Regions from separate parts of the Homo sapiens genome. Here region 2 is linked to region 1. A link is an interaction called in ENCODE POLR2A ChIA-PET data of the cell type or tissue named here. Cell type or tissue: Panc1. All regions are shown on one strand. Links, peaks and the distances in the headings refer to the core of each region. The heading gives the core; the rest is flanking DNA. Region 1 holds the start of EPN3 (epsin 3). Region 2 overlaps ACSF2 (acyl-CoA synthetase family member 2).

Region 1 (10,076 bases), core at 1,368-9,367:
TGGTGCCAAAAAGGTTGGGGACTGCTGCCCTAGGTGACAGTAATAGCAAACTCTTTTATGTGCCAAGCTCTGTTCTGCGCATCTTCCATGAGTAACTCACCTCTCTTCACAGCAGTCCTATGAGATGGGTACTATTTATTTTTGTTTATTTTTTTAAGAAATAGCGTGTCATACTGTCACACTCCAGGCCAGAGTACAGTGTCCCACTCATAGCTCATTGTGACCTCAAACTCCCCGGCTCAGGTGATCCTCCCACCTCAGCCTCCTAAGTAGCTAGGACTACAGGCATACATCACCATGCTCAGCTAATTTCTCTTTTTTTTTTTGGTAGAGATAGGATCACTCTATGTCATACAGGCCGGTCTTGAACTCCTGAGTTCAAGTGATCTTCCTACCGTGGCTTCCCAAAGCACTGGGATTGCAGGCTTGAGCCACTGTGCCTGGCCCTTGTACTATTTATGTCCTTATTTACATTGAAGAAACTGGGGCCTGCACCCCAGCCTCCCCCTCACATGCCTTCCCATCCTCTGCTGCAGCTGCATTATGAGCACCAAGTGGTGCAAAGCCTGCACCAACTGTGGCGCCAGTACATGACCCTGCCCGCCAAGGCTGAGGAGGCCAGGCCAGGGGACAAGGAGCACGTCAGCCCCATAGCCACAGAGAAGGCCTCTGTGAATGCTGAGCTGTTACCACGCTTTAGGAGCCCCATCTCCGAAACTCAAGTGCCCCGGCCTGAGAACGAGGCCCTCAGGGAATCCGGGTCCCAGAAGGCCAGAGTGGGGACCAAGAGTCCTCAGCGGAAGAGCATCATGGAGGAGATCCTGGTGGAGGAAAGCCCAGATGTGGACAGCACCAAGAGCCCCTGGGAGCCGGATGGCCTTCCCCTGCTGGAGTGGAACCTCTGCTTGGAGGACTTCAGAAAGGTGCTTCCAAGACCCTGGAAGGCAATGGTAGAGAATATTCCTGCCTCGAACCAACAAGGGAGGACCCAGCAGCCCCTCTTGCTCTATGGGCAAAGAAACAAAACCTGAGAGCCCAGAGAAAGTGATCTCTTGGGTTATCTATCTATCTATTTATTTATTTATTTATTTATTTTTGAGACGAAGTTTTGCTCTTGTTGCCCAGGTGGGAGTGCAATAGCACAATCTCGGCTCACTGCAACCTCCACCTCCCAGGTTCAAGCGATTCTCCTGCCTCAGCCTCCCAAGTAGCTGAGATTACTGGCATGTGCCACCACACCTGGCTAATTTTTTTTTTTGATGGAATCTTGCTGTGTTGCCCAGGCTGGAGTGCAGTGGTGCAATTTTGGCTCACTGCAACCTCTGCCTCCCGGGTTCAAGTGATTCTCCTGCCTCAGCCTTCCCAAGCAGCTGGGACTACAGGCATGCGCCACCACATCCAGCTAGTTTTTGTATTTTTGTAGAGACGGGGTTTCGCTATGTTGGCCAGGCTGGTCTCAAACTCCTGACCTCGTGATCCACCCACCTTGGCCTCCCAAAGTGCTGGTGTTACAGGCGTGAGCCACCACGCCAGGCCAATTTTGTATTTTTAGTAGAGACGGGGTTTCACCATGTTGGTCAAGCTGGTCTCGAACACCTGACCTCAGGTGATCCGCCCGCCTCAGCCTCCCAAAGTGCTGGGATTATAGGCGTGAGCCACTGTGCCCAGCTGGGTTACCTGTTTTTGTCTGGGGTGCCCAAGCTGCTATATTCCAGGAGGGGGGCCTACTCTCTGACCCTGGCAAATCTTGGAGAAGGGGTTCATAGGTACAGATTTCTGAGGGGGGTCCCTGGCTCCCACCAAAGGCACCCAGACAGCTCTCCATAGCTGCATCCCCTCCTGGTTCCTGGTCCCCTGCCACCCATCCCCACATCACCATGCCCTTCACTAGAGGACACAGCCTTGGTGTCCTGGTGCAGAATGGTGCCCATGACCCTGCCAGGCAGTGATGGTGCTCCCTGATGAGAACCACAGAGAGGATGCGTTGATGAGGCTCAACAAAGCAGCCCTGGAGCTGTGCCAGAAGCCAAGGCCATTGCAGTCCAACCTCCTGCACCAGATGTGGTAGGTGCCCTGCCAGGAGAGCTGCCCCATCTCCTTCCCTTTGTGGCATCTGCAGGGGTCCTGGGCAGGCAGTCCTGGGACTCCAGGGGTCTGAGCTTCCGTTGAGCTCAGGTTGCTAGAGCATGCCGCAAACATTCCACGTTCTGGAACCCTGCAGTGCCTACTGCTCACTGGAGAGCAGTCACAGCAGATCAAACACCTTATCTTTTTTTTCTTCCCCTTTTTGCCTTGTTCCTTCTCAGTGAGCAGGGGAATGGAAAAAGGAGAAGCCAGAGGGCAGGAAGAAGACGGGGGGCAGATTCCAATAAAAGCTTCATTTCTCTGTTGTCACCCTCCCCTGTACCTGTTTGGAACTTGCTTGTATAGGCGTGGGGTCCTTTTCAAGGCCCTCAGGACAAGCCCCAGGAGCCTTATGCTGGAAGTCTCATGCAAGGTTCAGCCCCTCCAGTGCGACTGGACCCAAGTCTGGCCCTGGCCTCAAGCCCTCTGAAGTAGGACTGAATTCATGCAGGCCTCCTAACCCTAGTCCTGGGCCATTTTTTTCTTGGTTGCCACCCAAGGCAAGCCAGAACCCCCTCCAAGCACTTGCCCTGGCGGGGAACAGTGAGGATGCTGGCTGTTCAGGGGTGTGGCATTTCCACAGCAGCTCGTGGCACCAGGGTCTTTGAAGGGAGGGACCCAAGCCTCTGCAGGTTCAAGGACAAATGAGGAGTGATGGCATTTCTCCACTGTGTCTTGCCCTCTAGTTTGCAGCTGTGGCGAGATGTGATTGACAGCCTGGTGGGCCATTCCATGTGGCTGAGGTCTGTGCTGGGCCTGCCTGAGAAGGAGACCATCTATTTGAATGTGCCTGAAGAGCAAGGTCAGATCTTGTGCAACCAACCACACCTCTGCATAGCCCTCCTCATCTCTCTGAATGGACAAGCAGCAGTGCCTGGGCCAGTCATACTCCTTTGGTGGAAGCTCTGCTAGGTTGAGCCCATGGAGTAGGCCCCTTACCCCTTTCTGTCCGCTGCCAGGATGTGGTACCCAGAAGCTACCTTAGTGACCACCTTGGTTTAGTAATCCCAGCAAAGTTAAATGACTTATCCATGGCCATTCATGGCATGGCAGAGCTGGGACCAGAACATAGGCACCACAGTCCTGTTTCATGAAGCCACGCGCCTACCAGGGCTCAAGGCTATTGCCCTTTGCTTTTCCACCTCCCCTCAAGCCTCCTCACGTACCTGCAGCATCCACTAGGCTGTTGGGGGCCTGCCATATTTTCTTCCACCCACCTCCCTTAGATCAAAAATCACCTCCTATCATGGAAGTGAAGGTACCTGTGGGGAAAGCTGGGAAGGAGGAGCGGAAAGGAGCAGCCCAGGAAAAGAAGCAACTGGGGATCAAAGACAAAGAAGACAAGAAAGGAGCCAAGCTGCTCGGGAAAGAGGCATGCTGGGGCGTGGTCTGGGCCAGGTGGGGCTGGGGAGGGGATTGGAGGGGCTGCGGAGGTGGGGGCTGTGGAGGTGGGCATGTGCCCAGGCTCTCCCAGTGAGCTACTGTTGAGGACATCCTTGGCCTACCTCTGGAGCTCCTGAAGGCTATGTGTGTCTCCCTCCCCCAGCAGGACCGTCCCAACAGCAAGAAGCACAAGGCAAAGGATGACAAGAAAGTCATAAAATCTGCAAGTCAGGACAGGTTTTCTTTGGAAGACCCTACCCCTGACATCATCCTCTCTTCTCAAGAACCCATAGACCCCCTGGTCATGGGGAAATACACCCAGAGCCTGCACAGTGAGGTGAAGGGAAGCGCCCAGCAGCCATTCCCCTGCCTCCCACCTGCCTTATTCATTCCGTTCAGTCTGCAGACAATAAGTGCCCACTCCATCATGGTGGAAGCAGAGCTGCTTCAGGAAGGGCATCCTCGTGTGTGAGACAGGCCTCATGAATAAGGAATGCGCCTAGCATGTTAGGTGATGAGTACGACGGGAGAGAAGATAGACCAGGCAGGGAATGGAGGCACAGAGGCCTCAGTGAGGAGGTGACAACCCACAAAGATTTGAAGGGAGGGGAAGGGTGGCCAAGTAGACGTCCAGTAAAGAGTGCTCCAGGCATGGGGAGCAACTGCCATAGGAGGGAGGGGCCAGAAGGGAGAGGGCAGTAGTGGGGAGCAGGTCATAGGGGTGGGGGATGGTTTGCAGGCTATTGTGAAGACTTGGGATTTTTCGGAGTGAAATGAGAAGTCACGCAAGGTTTTGAATAGAAACGCAATAGGGTCTGATAGGCTTTAGAAGGTGGCTCTGGCCGCCCTTTGGAGAACAGACTCTAGGGGAACAGAGAGGAAGGAAGCCCTTCTCTTTCTTACTCCCCGTTAGGTGCATCCTGGCAGATGCGTTCCTTGGGAGAACACCATGCAGGGTGCATTCCCATCAACTGTAAGAGTTTGAAGGACTAGAGAGACTTCATCCTAATCCGTTCTTAAGTAGCAGGTCCTTAGAAATTCACCCAGGTTTTCCGTTTTGTTTGTTAGTGTTGTTGTTTGTTTTGGAGGGGAGGTCCACAAAGCCATTTTCAATATGTCAGTATGTCTATTGGCGACGTCTTGCCTTCCTCTAATGTGGATAGCTGGGGAGCTGGGATTACATCATGTATTGTGGTCACACTCTGGATCTCATTTGATCAAAAGTTCCATTTGCCACTGGTGACATCACTAAGATATCAGATGGTTGATGGGGTCTAGAAAGTAATTAAAGGGCTCTGAGGACCCATGGGGGTCAACGTCAACCCTTCCATGGCTCTTTGATATTAAGAATCAACTTGCAGACCAGGTGCGGTGGCTCGTGCCTGTAATCCCAGCACTTTGGGAGGCCAAGGTGGGCAGATTGCCTGAGCTCAGGAGTTCAAGACCAGCCTGGGCAACATGGTAAGATCCCGTTTCTACTAAAAATTCAAAAAATTAGCCAGGCATGGTGACACTCACCTGTAGTCCCAGCTACTTGGGTGGCTGAGGCACAATAATCGCTTGAACCCGGGAAGTGGAGGTTGCAGTGAGCCGAGATCACGCCATTTCACTCCAGCTTGGGTGACAAGAGTGAGACTCTTACCTCCAAAAAAAAAGAATCAACTTGCTGGCCAGTGGCTCACACCTGTAATCCTAGCACGTTGGAAGGCTGAGGCAGGTGGATTGCTTGAGCCCAGGAGTTCGACATCAGCCTAGACAACACAGGGAGACCCCATCTCTGCAGAAAAAAAAAAGAATCAACTTGTCTGGGCTTGTATGATCCAACCCCATTGGAGGGGTCAGTCCCAGAGACCTTTCAGTCTGTGGATACAGGAAGGAAAATTGGCCTCCAGGAGGCCAGAGTAGAACTGGGGCTGAGCCCAGGCCCACCCCAAACGGCTAAATGGGCACCGCTCCATGGGCTCCCTGGAGTTGCCCCTTGAACAACTTAGCTCTAGTATCTCCATATGTCAAAGGTACCAGCGCAGGGCCACCTCCCCAGACTGGTTTGAAAAGTAAAACTGCAAAAGCAGGTGGATTGCTTGAGCCCAGGAGTTCGAGACTAGCCTGGGCAATGTGGTGAAACCCCATCTCTACAAAAAATAGAAAAAAGTAGCCAGGTCTGGTGGTGCACGCCTGTAGTCCCAGCTACTTGGGAGGCTGAGATGGGAGAATCACCTGAGCCAGGGAAGTCAAGGCTGCAGTGAGCCATGATCACACCACTGGACTCCAGCCTGGGTGACAGAGTGAGATCCTGTCAAAAAAAAAAAAAATCTGCAAAACCAAAAATTATTTCACAAGAACTTTGAACTTGTGAAATTCTTTCACAAACAACTGGTTTCTTTCCCCTCTCCAGCTATTCTCTCACAGCATAGTTCATATATAGGTGCTTCCCACAGAGTAAACTCTGCCTGTGATGTTGTCCCGTTCTTCCAGGTCCGTGGGCTGCTGGACACCCTGGTGACTGACCTGATGGTCCTGGCTGATGAGCTCAGCCCCATAAAGAATGTCGAGGAGGCTTTGCGCCTCTGCAGGTGACTCTCGGGCCCAAGCAACCTTCTGGAAAACGGGTTAATAAATAAATCAATAAAGAACCTTCAAGTTTCTACTACTTCCGTGTGCCTCTGTGTCTTGCATGATGGATCTTGGCTAGGTCAGCTCCTGATCCAGGTCCTCCCATGTTCCACCTGCCCTCAGATCCCCTCCTGCCAGCTGCCAGAGCCCTCCTGCAGGAGGACAGACAGACATAGCTGGGGAAGTGATGTGTGGGATGCCAAGCAGAGGAGCAGATTGGTAGCAAGACAAGGAGTCAGGTGACAGGACAGTGTGTCACCTCTGGTAGTCCCTGCCTCTGGCTTCCTTGGCCCACACTTTCAGGGTCGTGCTTCCTGGAGCCAGGTCTTCCCGAAGTGTCATCACCAAGTATGACAAAGTGTGAGATGAGGAGTAGAACTAGACCCATGGGACCTGGCTCCCTGCCATCTCCCCTCTTCAGCTGGGTCCCAGGGCCCCAATTCAGTCCCTGAAGATCATGCTCACCACACCTCTTCAGCTCTAGAGGCCACATCACCTTGTTATTTCGGGGTCTAGTCTGCCTTATCCCCCTCCTCATCTCAAACTATCTGGCCTTGAGCCATCTTTCTGCCTTAAAAACAGCTGCTGATCTTCATGCTACCTCCCTTGCTCAGGGGAACATGAAACAGGCTAGAAATGGCTCTCAGAAAAAAAGGTATTGTCAGCTCAAACTCAGGCCCCTCATTGTCTTCTGTCAGTCATAACCATTTGGGGCTGGGCTCCCTGTGTGAAGAGCACTCCAGGCTCCCAGAGTTTGAAGAACAACTTTGGTTTTTGGGTGGGTGGGCATCCTTAAGTGGGCCTCAGGCATCCTCCAGCTGAGATGCAGGAGGGGGAGGATGGACAGAAGGATCTGACTCCGTGTGGGAAAGGCAGGGAGGGGGCTGTGCTGGAGTCCTGATGCTCTCCTCCCCAAGAAGACGAGAAGACGGGGGCTCCACCAAAGAGCCAGCCCCAGGGAATGTCCCTGCCCTCTCCTTTAATGTCCTCCCGGCCCAGAGGAGGAAGGGGAGGGGTGTGGTGGGGGTGTTGGAGCCCCCCTCCTTTCCTGTTGAAGAGGCAGGGGAAGGGTTAACTCAAAGCAGAGGGGATCAGGTCGCCAGCACTGGCTCCAGATGTGCACTTCCTGGGGGCGGCCAACAGGCAGGCCCCCCACCTCTCAATGCACCACTTGCCTGGCCAGCAGGAAGGGGTTAACCTGCCCTGCACTTCCTCCTGTGTCCTGTTACTGCTGAGGCAGACCTGCCGGGCCAGCTGAGCAACTTTCCTCGGAGTGCTGCCTGGCGCTGGCTAGGAGGCAAACGCACGCGGGAAGAGCTGCTACCCATTCCAGGGACCCTGCCGCTGCCCCTCTGAGGGGTCTGCACCTCCTGGGAGCAGGTGGGTCTCTGGGACGAGGGTCCATGGTGGATGGCTCTGGAGACGCTCCCGAGGCTGTGCCGTCCCGCTGCTGCACAGGTCGGAGGGTCACCGCAGAGGCTACTCGGGCTGGGGCTGGGGCCGAGGGAGCCCGCACTGGAGGTAAGCTTCCTCCCTGGCCCCCTCCCTGGCAGTGGCGGCATGGAAGGCGGGGGTTGGTGGGGAGCAAACAGTGGTTCTGGGGCTTAGTCTCTTTTCCAGGTGCGAGGGAGAAGGCTGAGCTGTAGAGGACCTAAAGGCTTCTTTCCTGCCACCCCTCCCTCCCTGCCGCCCCCAAAAAGGGACTCAGGGCCCCCTCCCCAACCATCCTGGGACTTAGCATCTTTGGTGGCATCTTAGCATCTTTGGTGGCATTCCCCACAGACTCCTTCTGCACATCTCTGCTGTTTCCTCTTCTTCAGCCCCTCATGCACACCTCTAGCCTCAGGGCAGTCCCCCCTCCCCCATCTTCTGTGCTCCCGGGATGCAGCTATTACAGTGGCCAGAAGCTTAGAGTTCAAGCTCACCCCCTGTCCCTTACAGCATCAAGAAGGGCACTGTCATTCCCCACTGCTCAGGCTGGATCTGACTTGGAGGCAGGGGCTGGAGCCCACCTTAGCAGAGGACGGGAAGAGGGTGTGGGCTGGGCTGGTGGGTGCACAGACTTTACGCAAACTCATGCACGTGTGACTGGACAGATCTGGGTTCTCTCCATCTCTCCGAAACCCTTGCTGGGGATGAGCGATCTGCATTTTTCGGTCCTGACTTTTGGGAAACTCTCCAGATCCCCCCATCCTGCAGGCCCTGAGAAGAGCAGCCCCTCCCTACTGCGCAGTTCTCCTTGGGACCCTGTATGCAGGAGAGAGCTGATACTCCGTGCCCCGTGGCCCATCCCACCGCCTGCTGGCCCTGCTCCCATCCCCTCAGCTTCCTCCCTCCTCTGCCCTCTCGTCATCTCTGAATTCTCAGGCCCTGCCCTCTCTGTGCCCTTCCCTCCACCTGACAGGGTCTGGCTCAAGGTCACTGCAGTAATTCCATACCCAGCTGCCCAGGGCTGCTGCTGCTACCGCCACCGCCTTATCGGCCGCTGGGTTTCTGTTACACTCCCTTTTATTTCTGGGCATATCGTGTTCGATAAAACCCTTTGCTTGTAACACTGCTGGCAGCGCTCCCAGCTGCTCCCTCCCGCGTTCCCGCGTTCCTTCCTTTCCTCCTCCCTTCTCTGCGCTTGGGCAGGCTTCTTCCTTTCCTCCTCCCTTCTCTGCGCTTGGGCAGGCTTCTTCCTTTCCTCCTCCCTTCTCTGTGCTTGGGCAGCCTCACCTTGTCCCCTCAAACTCCAGAGAAGGAAAATCAAGGTGCCTCCCCATGTTTCTGGCCCCGCCCTTCCCCCCAGCCCCTGCAGGGGTGTGCAGAGAATGCCCACCTTCTGTGAGAAAGGTCCAGGCAGGGCCGCTGGGCCCACACCGAGAGTCCCCTCCCAGAGGCTGGTGCCCCCACACAGGCCAGGCCGGAGGGCCAGGGCAGCCAGGTCCAGGTAGGGCTCTGGTGCAGTCACAGTGCCCGACTGGTTCTGCTAGTTCCAGCGGCCAGCCGGTAGGGGCGTGTGCTGGGCGGGCTTTGGTGCACATTATTTCCCATCTTGACTCTGCCACCCCCAGCCACGGGTTGGGGAGGTGAAGGCAGGTCTGAGTCACTAGCAAGGGGGAGGGCAGGAGTTAAACAAGTTGTGGCCGTGGCATTCCCACAGAAGGCCCACGACCCGCTGGAAGGAAAGAGATAGCAGACAAAAGGTAGGCTGCGCTGTGGGCCAGGCACTCTCCACCTCGCCCACTCCCACGGTATCTTATTCTCTGGGCCCCCAACAAAACCTGCCAAGGCATGTTTTCAAAGCGTGGGGCTGCTTTGAACTGAGCCCAGCACTGGCGGGGCTGGGGTGGAAGGAGCGTGGAATCGGGTGCGAGAGGACAGTCTCCTTCAGATTCCTGCTTCTGGCAGCCTGGGGACCAGTTGGGGCACGGGCTGGGATGGAGGGTGGAGCCGAAAGGTGTTTGGTGGGTGGGGGACAGTTCACGGGTGAAGTGGAGGCTCTGCAGGCCCAGACAGTGTGTGTGTGCATGCACACACCAGTGCTAGTGTGGGAGGAATGGTGGTGGTCAGGGAATTCCTCTTTTGGTTTCTGAAAGGGCCTTTGGGAGGACCTTGGGCCTGGAGTTGTATTCAGCAGATAGCCTGGACCTGTGGCTACTGGGGGGAATTGGGCTGGCCCAGCTCTTCTCCCTGCTGGGGTACCAGAGGTCCACTATGTGTCCAGCGTTTTGGGGCTTTGGAGAACCCAGACTGTTCCTACTCTCAGGGAGCTTCCATTCTAGCTGAGAAGGTGGGACTGAGACAGTAAAGCAATCCGATGAAATAATGACCAAACTGGGTAACACTGACAATAAGAATTGGATTAGTCTTCTGGAGTCCTGGATGGTAGTCCAGGCTCTGCCACTTACGTGCCATATGATGCAGGCAGGTCCCATCCCCTCTCTGGCCTCAACACTTCCATGTGTACGTGG
Region 2 (8,000 bases), core at 1-8,000, 88 kb before region 1:
CTCCCAGTTCAACCTCCCGAGCAGCTGGAACGACAGGTGCATGCTACCACACAGCTTTTTTTTTTTTTTTTTTTTTTTTTTTAGAGATGGTCTTGCTATGTTGCCCAGGCTGGTCTCAAACTCCTGGGCACAAGCAGTCTTCCCACTTTGACCTCCCAAAGTGCTGGGATCACAGGCATGAGCCACCGTGTCCAGCATTATTATGCTTTTATAATTTCAGCAAAAATAGTATCATAGTTCTTTTCTTCTTTCATACAGTAGTATGTGTGTTACAGATCTATTCATCTCAGATGGACATAAGTTGAGACCTGTAGATCTAAGTTATTGGTTTTACCTGCTGTATAGCAGTCCATGCTATTACTATATCTCTAGCAGTGAAATTGCTGTGCTGAAGAGTTCTTTTTTAGGTATTGCCCTGGCGAGACTGTGCTACTGTGACCACCAGCAGCAACCAAGTTTTGCTATTTTCCCACATCCTTGCAAATATTTAGCATTGCTGGACTTTAAAGTGTTTGCTGCTGGGCTCAGTGGCACGACCCTGTAGTCCTAACTACTTTGGAAGCTGAGGTGGAAGGATCACTTGAGGCCAGGAGTTTGAGGCCAGCCTGGGCAACATAGACACTATTGCTAAAAAAAAGAGTTTGCCGCTCTGGTGGGGGTGAAAGAGTATCTCGTTGTGGTTTTAATTTATACTTCCCTGATTACCAGTGAGATTGGGCATCTTTTAAAATGTTTATTGGTAATGTCTCCTGTGTCTGTTCTGTTCCTATTCATTGCCCATTTATTGTGTGAGATTATTTGTCCTTATTGATTTGTGTTTTTTAAAACACAGGCTAAATATTAATCCTTTGTCTCATATATAAAATGAAATTTATAAATCCAGGCTGTTGCTTGTCTTTTAGCCTTGTTGATGATGTATGTTTCTCTGTGGACCTAGGGACCAGCCTCCCATGGGGGGTAAGGAGCAGAGGCCAGTCCATGGCTTGGAACAAAACAGGATATTGCTTTCAATTTAATTTTGAAAGCCTCACTGGTGGCTAGCTAGTATGGCACCCTCCCCAGGAAGCAGGGGGTGGCCTCAGCATGGGGACTGTTCCTGCAGTCTCTGGGCCCCTCACAAATCAAGGTTCTGAGTCCTTCATCCTCCCTCCCCAGTGGCTTCTGAAGAGGCCTTGCCCAGGGCCTGAGGCATTTCCACCCCCCGACAGGGGCAGGGTCCACCTGTAAACCTCTGGCCCAGGTTCCAAGAACCTCTACCCAGCAGGTAATATGTAACAGGAGGCAAAACAAACAGCTTCTCCTCTTATGTTCTCCATGGCAGACCTGTTTGCCCAGGCATTTGCAATCCTCCCTGCCAACTGTGGCTCCCTCAGAGCCCAGCTCTGCCTGTGGTCTCTACATGACCATGTCAGAACTGTGCAATCCTTTGTGCCCAGTGACCTCTAGCCCCCGACTTTAGTTGCCAGCCCTGAGTGTCACAGAATGCCACAGCTATTTCACCTGCATTGCCCTGAACCAGCTGGCTCGTGTTTTCTGTCCAGTTCCTGCTGGTAGGCAAGGCTGGGCTGGGCAGGGCTAATGCTGGGGCAGAAGGCTTTCCAGGTGGGTCCGACCAGGTGGCTGCACAGGTAGGGTGCAGAGCCACTATGGGTTGGTGCCAGGAGAGGTGAGCTGGCTCACAAGAGCAGAACAATGAGAGAAGAGGCAGCAAAGAAAAAGAATCAGATACCACAAGGAGATGGAAAAGTCAGTGTGTGCTCAAGGACTGCCAAGTGGGAGGCCTAGTGGGGGCAGCTGCTGAAGGGGCCATCCCGGGAGGGGCTCCCCATGGACTGGAGGCACTCAGACGGCTCCCCGTCAGCCTGCAGGGCCCCCAGGGCAGGATGTGGATGGGCTGCAGAGTAAAGAGTAGTACTCTTGGAAAAGGGTCCAGATTTGCCACCCATCAGGGTCAGAACCTTAAGAAAATGAACTACTTGCTTCTTCATCCTTAAAAAGAAATGATCTGAGAGTAATGTGAGAATCATATGAGACACCCAGGCTGTGCAGTGGCACGATGTCGGCTCACTGCAGCCTTGATCTCCCCAGGCTCAGGTGATCCTCCCACCTCAGCCTCCCCAGTAGCTGGGACCACAGGTATGCACGACCACACCCAGCTAAATTTTTTTGGTGTTTTTTGTAGGGATGGGGTTTCACCATGTTGCCCAGGCTGGTCTCGAACTCCTGGGCTCAAGGGATCCGCCCACCTTGGCTTCCCAAAGTGGTGAGATTACAGGCGTGAGCCACCATGCCTGGCCTGGCGGTCCTTTTTAAGTCACAGGGCTCTGAAAAGATTCATGTTGTATTGTATTGGGGTCTTGGAAGCCAGGCAGTCCTGGGTTTGAATCCCAGGTTGGCTGTTTACATGCTCTGTGGCTTTGGGTGAGGTGCTGCATTTCTTGGAGCCTCATTCCTTCATCTGTAAAATGGGTATGTATCTTGGTCAGGGAGTGGTTATGAAGATCACAGATCAGGCATGCAGAGTCTTTGAAGAGAGCTGGCATGAGGACACAGCAATAAACATCAGCTCACATTTTTCTGAAATCTGCTTTATCACCTACAGTGTATTAGACATTTTCCATGTCATTAAATGTTGTGTCTTTATTTATTTATTTATTTATTTATTTTTATTTATTTATTTTGAGACAGGACCTTACTCTGTCTCCCAGGCTGGAGTGCATGGCACAATCATGGCTTACAGCAGCCTCGCCCTTGTGGGCTCAAGCAATTGTCCCACCTTAGCCTCCCAAGTAGCTGGGACACAGACACACACCAGCATGCCTGGCTAATTAAAAACATTTTTTTTGGCTGGGCACGGTGGCTCACACCTGTAATCCCAGCACTTTGGGAGGCCCAGATGGGTGGATCACCTGAGGTCAGAAGTTCAAGACCAGCCTGGCCAACATGGTGAAACCCCATTTCTACTAAAATTACAAAAATTAGCCAGGCGTGGTGGTGCATGCCTGTAGTCCCAGCTATTTGGGAGGCTAAGGCAGGAGAATCGCTTGAACCCTGGAGGCAGAGGTTGCAGTGAGCTGAGATTGTACCACTGCACTCCAGCCTGGGTGACAAGAGTGAAACTCCATCCCAAAAAAACAAAACAAAACAATTTTTTTTTTTTTTTTTTTGTAGAGACTGGGTCTGCTATATTGCCCAGGCTGATCTCAAACTCCTGGAATCAAGTGATCCTCCCGCCTTGGCCTCCAAAAGTGCTGGGATTACAGCCATGAGCCACTACGCCTGGCCTTTTAGTTTAGTTTTGTTTTAGAGACAGGGTCTTTCTCGGTCACCCAGGCTGGCATGCAGTGACACATTCATGGCTCACTGCAGCCTTGACCTACTAGGCTCAATCAAACATCCTGCCTTAGCCTCCCAAGTAGCTGGGACCACAGGTGCACACCACCACACCTGGCTAATTTTTAATTTTTTTGTAGAGACGGGGTCTCAATATGTTGCTCAGGCTGGCCTGAGCTCCTGAATTCAAGCGATTTTCCTGCCTTGGCATCCCAAAGCGTTGGGATTATAGGTCGTGAGCCATTTTGCCTGACCATGTCTTCATTTTTTAATGGCAGTATTGCATTGTATATGCTCTCTAATTTAGTTATCTAATCTCTTACTCATAGGAATAATTTTTTTTTCCCAGTTCTTTGCTAAGTGGCAATTAATCATACCTTTAGGCATTTTTTAGGTTTTATTTCTTTTTTTTTTTTCTGAGACGGAGTCTCACTCTGTTCCCAGACTGGAGTGCAGTGGCGCAATCTCGGCTCACTACAACCTCCGCCTCCTGGGTTCAACTGATTCTCGTGCCTCAGCCTCCCGAATAGCTGGGACTATGGGTGCACGCCACCATGCCCGGCTAATTTTTGTATTTTTAGTACAGACAGGGTTTTACCATGTTGGCCAGGATGGTCTCGATCTCCTGACCTTGTGATCCGTCCACCTCAGCCTCCCAAAGTGCTGGGATTACAGGCGTGAGCCACCGCGCCCGGCCAGGTTTTTGTTTGTTTGTTTGTTTGTTGTTGTTGTTTTTTAGAATAGATCCCTAAAAGTAGAATTGCCAGGAGGCCAAACAGCTTCTCCCCTTAGATTCTCCATGGCAGACCTGTTTCAAAAGGTATGCATATTCAGAATGTTAGTAGATATTACCAAATCAGAAGGAATCCAGATTTACAGGTTTTGAAGCTAACACAGTTTGGGATGCCCTCTTTCTAAACAAGAATAAAAAGCTCTTAAGTATCAGATTTTGTGCAAACTGAAGATCGATTTAGAATAAGAAAAGAATTTGCTACCAATTGCTGCGAGCTTGAAGATTCTCTTTTGAGCTCTCTTTAAGCAATTTGTCAGAAATGCTGACAGATAAATGCTTCTTGATTTGCAGCCAGCTTTCCCTCTCCAATTTCCAGGCACGCCCAGCACTAGGATGGTAGGGAGGGGCCAGGCTGGGGGGCATGCTAAAGTGTAAGTTTCTTAGGCTTCCTGCCTCTATACTTACCATCTTCTAAAAATCTTATACCAGTTTACACTCTGGTATATTTCTCCACATCCTTGCCAACATTCCATATAATCAATAACTCCTGTTTTTATGTTGAAATTCATAGCCATTTTATTAATCTTCTCTACTTGGGGAGTTTTTTTTAGGCCCTATTGAATGCAGCGTGATCATCTAGTGCTCTAGCTTATCTTAAAATAACCTCTCCCACTGATTGCATAAAGCCAGCAAGAACATGAACCTACTTGGGTTACAAGGATTAACTCTTATTTAGCTGCAACTGCTTTCTAGTACTGCTTATGAATATTCTTTGACAAAAGTGCCTATCATGGAAATTTGAAATTAAATATAGACTCCTCTAGAAAGACAGCAATCTTTGGTTTGGGTAGAGGATTACTGATTTGTTCTATTTTCTCTTCTTGTAATGTTTCATTTATTACAGTATCAGACAGGTTGAATTATTTTATATCTATATATAATTTTTGGAATAGCAGCTTTTTGGCCCCGGTGGTGTAATAATCTAGATAAGTGATCAAAAGGAATTGAGTTTGAAATATCAGCCACTGGCTGGGCGCAGTGGCTCACACCTGTAATCCCAGCACTTTGGGAGGCTGAGATGGACGGATCACTTGAGGTCAGGAGTTTGAGACTAACCTGGCCAACATGGCAAAACCCTATCTCTACTAAAAATACAAAAAAATTAGTTGGGCACGGTGGTGCATGCCTGTAGTCCCAGCTACTCCGGAGGGTGAGGCAGGAGAATCATTTGAACCAGGGAGGTAGAAGTTGCAATGAGCTGAGATCGCACCACTGCACTCCAGCCTGGCGATAGTGTGAGACTCCGGCCCAAAAAAAAAGAAAAAGAAATATCAGCTGCTAAAGGATCAGAGACTAGATATCTTCCCCAGCCCCCGAGTTTCTCTCTCTGCAAACACACACACACACACACACACACACACACACTTTTGCCACCATCTGAAAATAAGTTGCAGGCATCATAATATCCATATTTTTCATCTTTGCTTATCTCGTGGGGAACAAATGCCTCATGTTTGTTTTTCTTTGATCTGTGACATGGGCACCTCTTCCTATGCTTACTGGCCATTTGTCTTCCATCTTCTGTGACTTTGTGGCAGATTTGGTCATTATTGTCTTCTGTGTGTAAGTGTCACTTGGTCTGTTTTGGTGGAAAAATGTTTGCAATTAGATAATGTGGCTTTTTTTTGAGAGATTGGGGCTCACTCTGTTGCCCAGGCTGGAGTGCTGTGGCATAATCATAGCTCACTGCAACCTTGAAGTCCTGGGCTCAAGTTATCCTCCTGCCTCAGCCTCCTGAATAGTTGAGACCACAGGTGCATGCCACTACCCCTGGCTAATTTTTAAATTTTTTATAGAGACAGGATCTCACTGCATTGCCCAGGCTGGTCGTGAACTCCTGGACTCAGGGAATCCTCCTGCCTCACCCTCCCAAAGTGTTGGGATTATAGGCATGAGCTACCGTGCCTGACTTACATGAGGCTGTCAATCAACCTTTTTAGCAGCATCTTGGACCAGTTGCTTAACTTTTTCATCTCAGTGTTCTCCATCTTTAAAACAGGAATAAAAGTCCTCATCTCCCACAAATTGCTGGGACAATTTGCCTCGAAAACCTGTATGATTGCATTACAGAGGAGATACTCAGTGTTCCTTTTCTCTTCTGTTCAGATACCCTGCAGATTTACCCATCTCTGCCTTCCTCTCTGAGAGTGCTTATCTTTTCATAAAGCAGAATCATTACATTCCCGACGTGTCATCAAAAGTGTCTACAGGCTGGGCATGGTGGCTCACGTCTGTAATCCCAACACTTTGGGAGGCCAAGGCAGGAAGAATGCTTGAGCTCAGGAGGTCAAGACTAGCCTGGGCAACATAGGGAGACACTCTGACTCTACAAAAAAAATTTTTTTTAATTATCTAGGTCTGCTGGTACATTCCTGTGTTCCCAGCTACTCAGGAGGCTGGGATAGGAGGATCACTTGAAATTGGGAGGTCAAGTCTGCAGTGAGCTGTGATCATGCCACTGCACTCCAGCCTAGGCTTCAGAGCAAGACCCCATCCTATCTTTAAAAAAAAAAAAAAAATTGTAAAGCTGCCCTCTGGATCTTGCTGGAGCCTTGCATTCAGTAAGCCATATTCTAAATGAACAACTATGCATCATCAGCTGCTCTGTGCTCCTGAACCTGTAGAACATGCATCCACATCTGAAACAGGTTGGCAGGGCTAACAGTCACATTGTACCATGACTGTCCAGAAAACACAGCCTCAGGAAGGAAAAGCCTATGACATTCAACATTGGGACTGTTTATTTTCTTGAGTAATTTCTAAGACAGAGATCATGAACAGATGTGTTTTCTTGGCTTGCCCAGCTTTATTTATTAATGTATATATTTTGCACAGATGTGCTATGTGCTGCTTTTATTTTTCTGACAGAATGTTAAATAGGTACTGCAATGTTGCTAAATTTAGTTTATTAATTATGACTACATTGGCAGTAGCTTAAGCCCTAGAAGGTTTTTTTTTTTAAAACTTCGTGTTGAAATATATGACAGATTCAGAAAAGTACACTTTTTTTTGGAGGCAATCTTGGCTCACTGCAATCTCCGCCTCCCAGATTCAAGCGATTCTCCTGCCTCAGCCTCCTGAGTAGCGGGGATTACAGGCACATGCCACCATGCCTGGTTAATTTTTGTATTTTTAGTAGAGACGGGGTTTCACCATGTTGGTCAGGCTGATTTCGAACTCCTGACCTCAACTGACCCACCCACCTCGGCATCCCAAAGCCACCACACCCAGCCAGAAAAGTACACATATTTTAAGGCCCACTTGATGTACTTTTGATAAAGTGAACACACCCATGTAACCAGCACTCAAATCAAGACACAGAACATGACCAGAAACCAGGAGTTCCCTCGTGACCTCTTTAAGTCACTGACCCTCACCAACTGACCATTCTCCTGACTTCTAACAGCATAGATTAGTTTTGCCTATTTTGTACGTATAAATGGAATTAGACAGTATACCTTTTAAAATCTGGCTTCTTTCATTGAACATTGTTTTATGAGATTCAGATTGCTGGGCATAATCATAGTTCCTTTGCTCTCATTATTGTATAATTACAAATAAGTCACCACTTATTTATCTGTTCCATCGTTGATGGACATTTGGGTATTTTAAATATTGGAAATGATACAAATATCCTAGTACCTGTCTTTTGGTGAGCACATGTTTGATTTCTATTGGATATATACCTAGGAGTAGATTATGCACATTATTTTTTAAGTGTACATTCAATGGCTTATAGTATATTCATAGATATGTGTAACCATCACTATAGTCAATTTTAGAACATTTTCATCACCTCACAGAGTTACCCTATGTCCTTGTAGCTATTATCTCTCTGTCTTCCCATCCCTCCCAGCACTAAGCAACCACTTAA

What was found. ChIA-PET counts read pairs that join two places held together with the same protein. Peaks named below come from ENCODE experiments on the same cell type or tissue, not always from the same donor. Only the 100,000 strongest peaks of a DNase experiment are listed, where the experiment ranks them.
Region 2: POLR2A ChIA-PET joins it to region 1 with 6 read pairs; 4 of 35 experiments call an interaction of 5 or more read pairs at or near these places.

Annotation. Positions count from the first base shown.
Region 1 is chr17:50,525,345-50,535,420 of GRCh38, forward strand. It overlaps MYCBPAP (MYCBP associated protein), which reads left to right. Exons shown (of 19, transcript NM_032133.6): 14 at 537-923; 15 at 1,943-2,064; 16 at 2,811-2,926; 17 at 3,351-3,496; 18 at 3,674-3,844; 19 at 5,983-6,157. The coding sequence ends at 6,084. It overlaps EPN3 (epsin 3), which reads left to right and starts at 7,391. Exons shown (of 10, transcript NM_017957.3): 1 at 7,391-7,641. RefSeq lists enhancers at 8,257-8,933, 8,934-9,610. In Panc1, for the core only: a CTCF peak has its summit at 9,337; no DNase peak of the experiment used is centred there; H3K4me3 peaks cover 1,904 bases; H3K27ac peaks cover 62 bases.
Region 2 is chr17:50,439,178-50,447,177 of GRCh38, forward strand. All of the region lies in intron 1 of ACSF2 (acyl-CoA synthetase family member 2), which reads left to right. Among named protein-coding and RNA genes, the nearest start is that of ACSF2, 17 kb to the left of the region's middle. In Panc1, for the core only: no CTCF peak of the experiment used is centred there; no DNase peak of the experiment used is centred there.